Regions from separate parts of the Homo sapiens genome. Here regions 1 and 2 are each linked to region 3. Evidence: chromatin loops called from intact Hi-C (ENCODE). Cell type or tissue: sigmoid colon. All regions are shown on one strand. Region 1 has its middle 67 kb from the start of RHOU. Region 2 has its middle 160 kb from the start of LINC02815. Region 3 has its middle 22 kb from the start of TMEM78.

What was found. Peaks named below come from ENCODE experiments on the same cell type or tissue, not always from the same donor. Only the 100,000 strongest peaks of a DNase experiment are listed, where the experiment ranks them.
Region 1: it touches region 3 in a loop (4-fold over the local background); 2 of 110 quality-filtered maps call a loop at or near these places.
Region 2: it touches region 3 in a loop (2.4-fold over the local background); 2 of 110 quality-filtered maps call a loop at or near these places.

The regions. Positions count from the first base shown.
Region 1 is chr1:228,800,473-228,804,472 of GRCh38, forward strand. No RefSeq gene overlaps it. Among named protein-coding and RNA genes, the nearest start is that of RHOU, 67 kb to the left of the region's middle. In sigmoid colon, no CTCF peak of the experiment used is centred here; a DNase peak (open chromatin) is centred at 2,169; H3K27ac peaks cover 467 bases.
Region 2 is chr1:228,988,931-228,992,930 of GRCh38, forward strand. No RefSeq gene overlaps it. Among named protein-coding and RNA genes, the nearest start is that of LINC02815, 160 kb to the right of the region's middle. RefSeq lists an enhancer at 629-1,379. In sigmoid colon, no CTCF peak of the experiment used is centred here; DNase peaks (open chromatin) are centred at 1,241 and 1,811; H3K27ac peaks cover 1,845 bases.
Region 3 is chr1:229,225,975-229,229,974 of GRCh38, forward strand. No RefSeq gene overlaps it. Among named protein-coding and RNA genes, the nearest start is that of TMEM78, 22 kb to the right of the region's middle. RefSeq lists an enhancer at 2,080-2,805. In sigmoid colon, CTCF peaks have their summits at 1,661 (motif pointing left) and 1,868; DNase peaks (open chromatin) are centred at 1,677 and 3,957; H3K27ac peaks cover 446 bases.

The sequences.
Region 1 (4,000 bases), 430 kb before region 3:
AATTAAATTTTATCATATATATGTAGTATATAGGGTTTGGTACTATCCGAGGTTTTGGGCATTCACTTGGGGTCTTGGAATGTATTCTCCATAAATTAGTTGAGTGGGGGGGCAACTGTATCTTGAATGTAGCTCTTGATTTACATCATCCAGGTAACATCACAGAAGAAGATGGGACTTTTCCAGCTACAAAGGTGTTTATGATACCGAAATAAAGTCCAGGAGTCCCAGGGAAAATTCCAGGATTTTATCATGTCTTCCTGCATAATAACTTTGTCCTCCCCTAGTGAGCCCTGGCTCAGCAAATGACACCCATATCCACCCAGTTGTTCAAGCCAGAACACTGGTTGGAAGTTATGTTGATTCACCTTATTCACAGTAGTTATGTTCTATAAAGTCACCATGAACACTGAATTAGTGAATACCAAACCATTGCTCCTAGAGGAAATAAAGGGTTAAGTTCCTGTGTGCAACTAATCACAATTTTATCAACTGATCAATACATAACCTTGCTGTGTATTTGTTTCTGTCTAAAGATACCTTATTCAATACACATTGTTGATTCATTAACACTGAACTCACTGCACTATAATCAACACCTGAACAAAGCTTAACACTGGTATTTTCTTCATAGAGAAATCATAGCCTTTCTGCAGCTCTGAACAAAAGGCAGCATTTCAGCTCTGTTCTGAGAGGCCATTTAAAACAGCAAAATCACCAATAAAAAGCACAAAAAGGCAAAAGATGTATTGTGTAACTAAATAGACCTTGAAAAGGATACTTGATGCAGTGTGACAGCTGAAACAAGCAGGCAGGGTGCCACCTTGTTCCACCTCAGCTAGGAATGTGTGCATTGAGCAACTCAAATTTTTCAGGGCTCTGTGCATTTCTGCAAATGACCATGAAAGCACCATGAGTATTAATTTTAGGGTTACAAACAAATTGTAGTGAGTAGGTAAATTTGCAAATATGGAATCCACAAATAAGGAAGATTGACCGTATATTTGACCCCATTCCCAGTCACCAGTTTAATCAGTTTTACATCCTTTATATCTTTAAAATTGGTCCACTTCTTTTTATCTATACCTTCCACACCTCAGTCCATCCCAACAAACCACTTCTTCTGGATTAACAGGTTGCAGTCAGCCCACATCAACTCCTGTACCTCTTTAGTCTATTTTTCACTGGTGGCAAAAGGGGAGGTTGGCAAAGAGGGCTGTGGAAAGAGATGGGGCAGTTGTTGAAGAGAGAGGAAATTTAGGTTAAAGAAGATTTTAAGGAAGTAGCCTCCTTTTCTCCTTTATCTTGTGTGTGTGTGTTCTTTGTGATAACCTGCTCAGACTAGTTGAAAGGAGAAGACTCAGTGTCACTTGAGTTATGTGTACAATATTAATCTATTTAACTGTCTCCATAACTCTATATGTAGATACTATTATTATGTCTTGTCTTAGTCAGCTCAGGCTGCTATAACAAACTAACATAAAATGGGTGGCTTAAATAAGAAACATTTATTGCTCACTGTTCTGGAGGCTGGGAAGTGGGAAGATCCAGGCACTGGCAGTTAATAATGTCTGGTGGGGGACTGCATCCTGGTGCGTAAATAGCCGCCTAGAGCTCCATTTGAGATTGTGTCAAATTCAGAGAAAAGCATTCAACCAGAACTCAGTGTAATGGACTGGGCTGGATGGAGTAAGCCAATGGCCCTTAGACATTAATGGAGCCTCGAACTCATTGTTTCATGTACAATAAAGGAAAACTTCAGATTTGATTGAACAAAGAACATTAGTTTCCTTATACCAACTTGGGAATCATTCTCAAAATGTGATATTTTGTTTAGTTATATGAATAAACATTATGTCTTCTGATGAAGGATGAACCTTAATATTTGGAGGGGAAAAAAGCTATCACACACTCTCACAACCCCCTACCAGCCTTTGGGCCTTGGGCTGAGGCCAAGGCAGCTGCCCTCAGGGCACAGCAGTGAGCCACTTGACCAGTTTATTCCCCCAGATAGGATTTTGTGCCTCTGGCTTTGAAGTGGAATAAGCACTTCCTATCTGACATGGAACTAGCAAACCAAGGGTCAGGCTTCGCCTGCTCAGAGGAATTAAAGTCGATTGAGAAACACAGCTCTGTTTCTTGCCAAGAGAATCTTGCCAAGAGAATCTTGTCAAGAAACAGCTTTGAAGCTTTCTTCCTCTATCAGAGCTGGAGACTTTGGTACATGGGGTTATCATCACTGCGGCAGCCAAAGCAGCCTCGCTTTGTCTCTAACCCTCGCATCCACACAGCAAAGAACACTTTGAACTGTGTTTTTTGCACGTCCGTGTGTGCCAAGATCTTGTGGGATCCCCTGTTTTTGAAACTAGGCCACTCTCCGATAAGGATGGAGACCTTGCTTCCCTGCTCCCACCAAACAGAGCTTTCTATTGCTGAGTTACAGTGAATACAAGGCGATTAAAACTACAAGCTAATTTATGCTCTCTTGGGAGGAATTAAGGAGATGAAGCAACTGCTTTCTGGGGAGGAGAAGCGATGTGTATTTTTATCTTGCACCACCTTTCACTCTCTAGTTCTGCCTTGTTCTCCACAAATCTGTGTTAAGGCCTCAGCAGGTGCCAGGCACAGCCTCATGGAGACAAAAGCAGCTCCATCTTGGATGCTCATCCGCCATGTTGACTCCTGATTAACCCCAGTTCAGGGAAGGCCTCTGAGATTTTTACTTTCATGTACTTACCTTAACTCCTGCCCTTATGTCAAAACAACCTTGATGTTATTGTAAACACACATTTCCCATACATCCTGCCCTTAGACAAATTCTATATGGTACATAGCCCTGGGTCGTAGGGGTAACTGAGCAGGGATCCACCATCTTGTCTTGTGGCTGCCTGAGATGTGGCCTCTGTTCGTAAAGTCCCTATTAAGTGTTTCTTTCTGAGAAACTAGATTTGTCAGCCTCTGTTTTCAACTTTTCAGCTTCTTTGGACTTTGGGGATAGTTTTGCATAGACCTACTTAGCAGGGCACAGCGACCCAAAGTGTGGTCCTGGCAGCATGGGGGACCATCCAGGCCCTCACAGAGGACACCCTTCCTCCTGGCGGTCTGGCTGCGGCTGCTGGACCTGGTGTTAGGAGATGGCAGTTTAACACACAGCACCTTAACCATCCATGGCTTGCCTTTTCTTTCACAACTTGTCCTCAGGTACAGAGGTCTTCAGAACTTGGTTCCTTTCCAAAAGCAGAGCAGTGTTTTGACACAGGAAAACGCAAGGTCCTTTATGCCTGGAAGAAAGCAGCTTTCTCCTGCCTCCTCCTTGATGCGGTTCCCAGCCACCGCCCCCAGGATGCTCACTCCCTTTTATGAGCTGAGAGAGGCAGACCTTAGGGCCTCCTCCAATAGTTAATATACATTTTTTATATTTTTAAAAATTAACCTATCATAGTTGTACATATTTGAGGGGAAGCATGTGATATTTTGATACATGTATACAACGTGTAATGATGAAATCAGGGTGACTGAGATATCCATCACTTCAAACATTTATCTTTTCTTTGTGTTGGAAACATTATAATTCTCTTTTAGCTATTTTGAAATATACCATAAATCATGGTAAACTATAATTTCCCTACTGTACTATTGAATACTAGAACTCATTCCCTCTATTTAACTGTGTGTTTTTACCTGTTAACCAAGTTCTCTTCATCCTCCCCTCCCTTCTTCCCTTCCCAGCTTCTGGTAACCACCATTCTACTCTTAATCTCCATGAAGTTCACTTTTTTAGATTTCACATAAGAGAGAGAAACATGTGATATTTGTCTTTCTGTTCCTGGCTTATTTCACTTAAATAATGACCTTCAGTTCCATTCATGTTGCTGCAAATGACAGGATTCTGTTCTTTTTAATGGCTGAATAATATTCCATTGTGTATATCAAATATTTCATCTTAACATAAAGTAAGCTGAAGTAAAGATAACTACCCTCAATCAGAGTCTAGAAACAT
Region 2 (4,000 bases), 240 kb before region 3:
CATGGTCTCTGTGAACCCTGGGATGGAGTCATTACTCTCCACATGGTTGGAATTCCTACTGGGGTGACTTATGAAAGTGGAACAGGCCCAGCTCCATTCAGTCAACACGTGTTAAGCACTGATGGGTGCCAGGCATTGTTCTAGGCACTGTGGCCAACAAGACAACCTAGAAGCTTTCATTCTTGTAGGGGAGGTTAATTATAAACAAATCAACAACAAAAACTATAAAAATGGTTATCTAAATGTTGGATGGTAATGGTTGCAAATAGTAGAATGGGAAGTATTTGGCAGCACGGATGAGATGGAGTGATGCCCTCCCATTGGGTGGTAAGGGACTCCTCCGAGGAAGGGAGGAGGACAGGCGGGTCTTGAAAACACGGAGGGCAGAGCATTCTAGGCAGACAAAGAGTACATGCAAAAGTCCTTCAGCAGCACCGTGTTCATGCCCTTGAGGACAGACAGCAGTCCCACAGGCTGGATCAAACGGACTCACGGCAAAAATGAAAGAAGTTAGGTAGGAAGTCAGGGCCTTTAGACTGTGGCGAGGAGCTGAGATTTTATTCAAGAGCCATGGGAAGCCAGCCGAGGATTTTAGGCAGGAAAGCTGCATAACCTGACTCCCATTTGTGAAAGCTTGCTCCTGCTGTTTTTGGAGAACAGACTGCAGGGACGAAAGGGAAAATGAGGAGACTCTTTGGCGGCTGCAGGAGGAGGTGCTGATAGCATGGACGCCACTGTTCTGATGTCCCCAGAGATGGGGAGCTGGTAGGCTTTTCTCTCAGCTCTGGTAGGGGGTGGTGCCATTCACTGAAATGGAAAGATGGAGGAGGTTAGGGTGGGCTGGCGCAGAAAACAAGCGTGGGTTATGGACAGGACAAGCCGGAGGTGCCTGTTAGCACCAAGAAGAGTCAGGAGCTCTAGCAAGAGGACTTTTTAACCAGTCTCAACTGAACACCTGCAGTGTGCCAGGCCCAAGCTGGCCCCATCTGCGGTGACTGCCCATGCCCTCTCATCCTCCTGTCCATGTGCAGCCTGACCCTAGCACCACCCGCTGGCCTGGGATTATCAGGCTGAGCCTGCCGCCATGAAGTCCTCCAGCCTCACCTGACCAGCCCCAGGCAGGATGTGGCGCATTCACGGGTAAACAAGTGAGGGAGGGACACTGGAGCACCCCACAGAGCATCTGGGGCCCTGCAAGGCCATCGCAGGCCCAGCTGTCTCTCTGGAAAAATGCCATGGACACTCTTGATCAGTCAGATGTTGGCAGTGACACTGCTGTCTTGCTTCATTGCATTTGCAAAATAAGCAAAGTTTGTAGTGCTCCCTGTCTTCTACGTGTGAGCGGGTGTGTTTCTCATCAACTCACTGCAGTTACAAAACCAATTAGAGCTGTAAAATGTGGAATGGCCTCTGTGTGAACAGCCTGGGACATCCTCAGAGCTCCAGAGCCCACTGCTTTGATGTCAGAGCTGGGGGTGGGGTGGGGTGGAGTGGAAAGGCCATGGGAAGGGAGCCGGCTCTGAAACACGTGGAGGCCAAGGTGGTAAGGTGGTAGTGATGTGGAGGCCTTGCCGATCAGGGGCCCACACACCGCACCCTGGCAGGGGAGGGCCGGGGGCTTTCTGTGCCTCACCCACAGATAAGAAGGAAGTGGGAGCCAGTGCCAGTCCCTCAGCTTCCTCCTTGCAGGCCTTCTCTGCTTGCCCTTTCTCCACATTTGGCCCAGACATTGAAGCTATGAGCCACATGGCAGGAAGTTCACAACTGCTGTGCTGACAGAAGCCAGAAAGGAGGCTGTTTTCTGGAAGCCTGCCCTGTGCAGGCCTGACAAGAGCTGGGGGAAGTTAGGAGGCCCTTGATGGGACCACGGCCATGCATGACACTGGGACCTCTTGCACTAGGAAGACATCCTGTATCATAAAATTCAAGGAACTCCGGAGCTGGCAAGGACTGTGGCAGTCATAACGTTCAATGTCTTCATTTCCTGGGTCTATGACGAAGACCCAGGAAAGTGAGGTGACTTTTCCAGAAGAGTGACAAAGGCAGAACAAGAACCAATTTCCTGACTCTCTATCCCAGAGCCCTTCACCAGTGACGGTGGGGATGCTCGCAAGCCTCCCAGGCCAGGGCTGCCCAGGCTTACTCAGGTCAAGGCCGTCAGAGGAAAGAATTATCTCTGCACCACCCCTGTCGCAAAGGGACAAGGCTGCTCTCAGATGGAGGCAACCTGCTGGGGACTCCTGCCACCCCAGCCCTGCTGGGCTCACCACACCCACTGGGTGTTGTATACACGCGTGTGTGTGCATGTATGCATGTGCATGCATATGACTGGGATCACTGATTCTGTGGCGTTCCAAGTCTGCGTGGTTTCTTAGAATCCATTATTGATTGAGGGGCCTGAAGAAGATGAAACCCATACGTTGCACCGCAAAGTTTTTTGCACTTCCTTATTCCAGGAGATGAGTTCGCAGATCCTTTCTTTGGCGAAAGGAAAGAAAACCACAATAGATAAAGCAACTTTCTTAGATCACACAGCATATTCACAATGGAGCTGAAACAAGTAAATTAGCTGGACTCACATCTCCAAACCTGAAAAAAACATAGTCACCTCTTTAGACATCAGATGAAGTATAAAGAAAATAGAAATAAAGGCAAAAGTACTACAGCTGTATTTCATGGGGACCCTGACAATTCTCATCAGATACCCGACTCCTGAGGTGTTAGTTCTGAAAAGTGGGCCAAACACTTGGCCCGGAGTTCACCTTTAAGGTTAGTTTAGCAGACTCTGAGAAGCACTAATTAAGACGTGTTAAGCAAATGAAACAAAGTAAAACAAGACAGTTATACAGGCAAATATGTTTAGGAAACCTTTGGTAAGCAGAACTAAATGGATTCTTTACAGCAGGACCTCTCCCACTCTCGAATGCTAACATGCACTGGGACTCTCCAAGAATAAGGTAGAGCAAAGGATAGTTTCTGAATTTATTTGACCATGGAATATTCTTCACCCATATCTCTGGTTGGTCAGAGGTTTTGCCAAAATGACTTTGGAGAGAAAATGTTGTTTTGATATAGTTTTCCAATGCAACCAAATAGGAATGGTCCTGTTTAAGAATGGAAGAGGTGCAGGAGTTACAGAATGGCAGAGTGAGGCCCTCCATAAGCCTACTCTCCCATTAAAATAACAGAAACACTAGGAAATGGTCAAAATAAACTGTTTCAGAACTCTGGAAATTAACCAAAGGCTGGCAACAATCTGAGGGCGTTTATTCAGGAAAAACTGTTGAACCTTGGTAAGAGCAGAAAGGTTTGTGACACTTGAACTTGGCCTATTCCCATCCCATTCTACCCAGCCCCTGTTAGCCATGATAACTAGCAGCCTCACAACCACAGGAATGGTAAAAACCAGCAACTTTGCAGCCACCAGAGGAAATAGACTGGGTTTGAAGCTCCTCAAAATGTCCCATCTGCAAAGCATTGTCATTATTTAGCTGTCCTTCCGACTTCTGGAGAAGTCCCATTTACCAGGCATTGTTGAAATTTGGCCTAACAGAGTTCACTCTGAAGAAAAACTCTATACCCAGGGGATTGGTCAAAAACCATCAGCAGCAATTGTGTATCACTGCAGCTGCCTGAGGCTGCACTGTCAGGTGGGACAATCAAGAGTCTGGCCAAAAATGTAACAGGAATAGCTGGGGAATGATGTTTCCCTGTGGGGCTTTGAAAAGCTCTGACATATTCCCAGGGATCTAAAAGGCTATCTATGCATGTGTGCAGGGTTGTGCACAAGCCCAGAAAAGACCCAAGAAGGTCCCAGTCTCTCAGCTCACCCAATCTCTGGCTAACCATAAGGCTCTGCACAAACAAGAAGTAAAGGTTAAAGCAGGGTTGTAAACTGAGCATTGAAGAGATGCCCCAGCACACCCGGGGCCCCTTGGCAAAGGGTGGAAGATCTACTGGCTCAAAGCATTTAAAGAAATTTCTGGCAAATCATTAGCTG
Region 3 (4,000 bases):
TACAAAAAATTAGCCAGGCATGGTGGCACATGCCTGTAATCCCAGCTACTCGGGAGGCTGAGGCAGGAGAATTGCTTGAACCCGGGAGGCAGAGGTTGCGGTGAGCTGAGATGACGCCATTGCACTCCAGTCTGGGCAACCAGAGCAAAACTCTGCACCAAAAAAAAAAAAAGAAAAAAGAAAAGAAAAAGAAAAGAAAAGAAAGAAACTTCTAAGTAGCCCATATCTAATCTGGTGGTGGGAGATAGTTAGTTCTTTTTTTCCCCAGCAATTCTGCGTCCCAAAGTGCCCTATCACATCCTAGAGCCACACAGCTCTCCTGCGGGGATCTAGACCAAGATTAACACATGACGTGCTGCATCCCACAAGGTGGACACCCCTTCCAGTGTGCCCAGGATTGAGTGGCTTCCTGGGATGCAGGACTTTCAGGGCTAAAGCCAGAACAAACTGGTCCCCTACCCACATGACCCTTATCCCTCCAGAAAGAGACCCAGGCCTTCAAAGGAAACAAACTAAGCTACCCCTGTGGACAGAAGGCACCTAGACCAGCCCCCCAGTTGGAAGACAGACCCAGCATCATTTGAAGATTAGAGGTGTGGAACCTTCCAGACTAGTCCCCAACCAAACCACTGGTGCCAATCCAGGCCTGAATGGTCCCCTAAGCCAGGCTGAGCCGAGCCTGGGCACTGAGCTGTACCCTCCTCTGAGCCAGCTGAGGTTGTGTCCCCATCCCACCCACCCACCCTCTCTGGGATCCCAGGTCCCTAGAGCAACTCTTGTCACATCTGACCAGGTAGGTGCCTGGGTATGGTGAGGATGCACACCATCCAGGGTGATGCCCACATGGCACTGCCAGTTCTGTGCATCGGGCTATGAAGAACACTCTCGTGGGGTTTATTTTTGCTGACATCTCTTAGCCCTGGTAGGGTGGAGTGGGGTTGGGGATGGGTGCAGTGTGAGCAAATTGTGGCTAATTTTGCTTCTGCTGACCAAGAGACTAGATGAGGTTTATAGAATGCACGTAAAAAGCTGAGGGAAGTGGAATGGGGTTTCCACTGGCCTTCTTTTCACCCTGTGGGTGGCTCAGCCTCCCCTCTGTATATCCCAGCCCTATGCCTACAGAGGCTCCCTTGTACCCACAGGCGTTGGTCTCAGGCCTGGATACAGGGAAATGAAGAGCATGGAGAAAAAGTGAGCAGGAAGGGAGAAGAAAAGGAGGTGGATGGGTAAGGAGAGAAAAGACAGGGCCCCAAACTTGCCTCAGTGCCCTGAGTAAAGATGCTTACCAATTCCTAAATACCGCAGTGGCTAAGAGCTCTACATCTATCAGCCACATGCTGACTCCTCCAACAACTCTAGAAGCCAGGCTGGCTTCTGTCCCATTTTTACATAAAAAGAAACTGCCTCAGAGAAGCTGAGCAATTTACCCACAGTAACACAGCAGTCAGTCTCATCACAGGGAGGCGTGACTGCAAAGCTCTCAGCAGCGATAATATACAGCTTTCTGTCTTTTAAACTTCTATTTGTAGAAGTACACGGTGAATCTCCATGCCAAGGAAGCTTTCTATCATCCTAACTGAAAGACCTACAGGCACCGAACTCATTAACAGAAGTACCTGGGGAGTCAGAACCCCTCGCCTGAGTGCTGGGAACGGCTGATGCGCGCCCCCTGCCGGCTGTTCCGAAAACAATCAAATAACGTGAGGCTGGCAGCCTGGACCGGGATGCTTCACAAAGAAACGAGAAAACGGCAGCCATGCTGAGACTGTTCTGGATTTGGAATATGCAATTCTGGAGACAAGAGAGAAAAGAGAGGAGTAATTCAAAACGGCTAGTTCCCTAGAGGAATGTTTGAGAGAGTGGTTGTAAAATGCAAATGGCCTTTCAGCTTGAAAATTTGCAGTGGCAGGTAGATTCACACAACCTGAATTCAGAATACAAAGAAAAGGCAAGAAATGAGATGTAATCCTTGACTAAAAATAAAAACAATCACAAAAGCCATACATAGATATATAGAAAATGTTGACAAAAACAATATTTGAGTGCTTACTATGAGCCAAGTACCATTCTAAGAGCTTTGCCTTTATTATCTCATCTAAGCTTCATAGCAATTCTATGAAATAATACTGATTTATCAGATGTGGAAAATAGGGCATACAGATGTAAAGCAACTTGTATAAGGCCAAACAGCTAGAAAGTAGCAGTACTTTACAGGGATAGATACAGTAAACAAAAGGCAGGTGGAAGAGGGATTACAGGTTGCTCTTATCCAGAGTGGTTGCAGCCAGGTGCAGTAGCATGTGCCTGTAACCCCAGCTACTTGAGAGGCTGAGACAGGAGGACCTTTTGAGCTCAGGAGTTTGAATCCAGCCTGGGCAATATAGCTAGACGCCCTCCCCCTTCCCACCCCCCCGCCGCCGCCATATCTAAAAAATAAAAAATGTCAGGCGTGGTGGCTCACACCTGTAATCCCTACACTTTGGAAGGCCGAGACTGGAGAATTACTTGAGCCCAAGAATTCAAGACCAGCCTGGGCAACATAGCAAGACCTCTCCCCACCCCTATATGTACAAAAAAATTTTTAAAAATTAGCCAGGCATGGTGGTGCTCCTGTAGCCCCAGCTTCAGGAGACTGAGGGGGGAGAATCACTTGAGACCAGGAGGTTGAGGCTGCAGTGATCACGCCACTGCATTCAGCCTTGGTGACAGAGTGAGACCCTGTCTCAAAAATAAATAAATAAATAAATAAATAAATAAATAAATAAAAATGCTTGAGACCAGAAATGTTTCCAATTCGGGAATTTTTTGGAATATATAAGATATATTCCAAAGTCAACATTTTTAAAAAGATATATAATGAGGTATCTTGAAGATGAACCCCAAATCTTAAGACAAAATTCATTTATGTTTTATATATAAACCCTTATAAACACAGCTTCCAAGTAATTTTATGCAATATTTTTAATAATGTTGTGCATGACAAAGTCTTGAATGTGTTTTGACTGTGATCTGTCACGTGAAGTTAAGTGTGGAATTTTCTACTTGTGGCATCATATTGCTGCTCAAAAAGCTTTGGATTTTAAAGCATTTTTGATTTTGGATTTTCGGATTAGGGATACTCCACCTGCCTAGACTGCGGGAACAAATATGCCGGCTTCCCACGCGTGGGAAGTGATAGTGTTTTCCAGGAGTGATGAGGTATTTGAGCTGCCTGTTGCTCCTTCCTTATTCCCATTCCCCTTGTAACCAAAACAAACAAACAAACCAGCTAGGCATGTGTAAGCCCGAAGGCTAAGGTTGCTCATGTCTGGCCACAGTAAAGAAGAAGCCCAACCAGCTCCCCCTCCCAGAACTGGAATTTCTGTCCCCTGTACCATGAAAACATCTCACCTCCTGAGCTGAGTAGCCACAGAGACAAAGAGGGTAAGGAAGGGAAAGAACCTTAGGCTTGGGGCTGTTTCCTATACCTGTGGTTTTTAAAAGGAATCTGGCATTCCTAGGCAGACAAGAATGCAAACTGGCCAAGGTACAGAGACACCTGAATCCTGTTCCTCAGACCCAGAGAGACGCTGGGAGGTCATATTTCCTGCTTTGTTTTCTGCTGTAAGATTCCGCTGTAACTCCTTGCCTAACAGAAGTGGGTGAGTGAAGGCAGCAACGTTTCCTACAGCGGACCTCCGTGTGACTCCAGCTCCTCCCTAAAACATAAAGCCTGCTAGAGCATGGGGCTGAAGAGAGTGAAGAGAAATCACTGCGTGGCTTTGGGTGTCAGTGGCAGGTGTTCTTACTGTATAGAGGGGAGCTGAAGACTCCCTGGACGCAAGTCTCCACCCCAGTTAGAGGGAGGAGTTGGTAAACTGGGGGAGGCGGCAGAGAAAAAGTTTCAACCTCAACACTGAAAAACAGCCTGGGGATCTTGGCAGGGTTTTAGCCCTCACATCTGCCTTCGAATGAGGGACTTCCAGCTGACCTCTGACAGTGTCCTCCAGTATTATGCAAG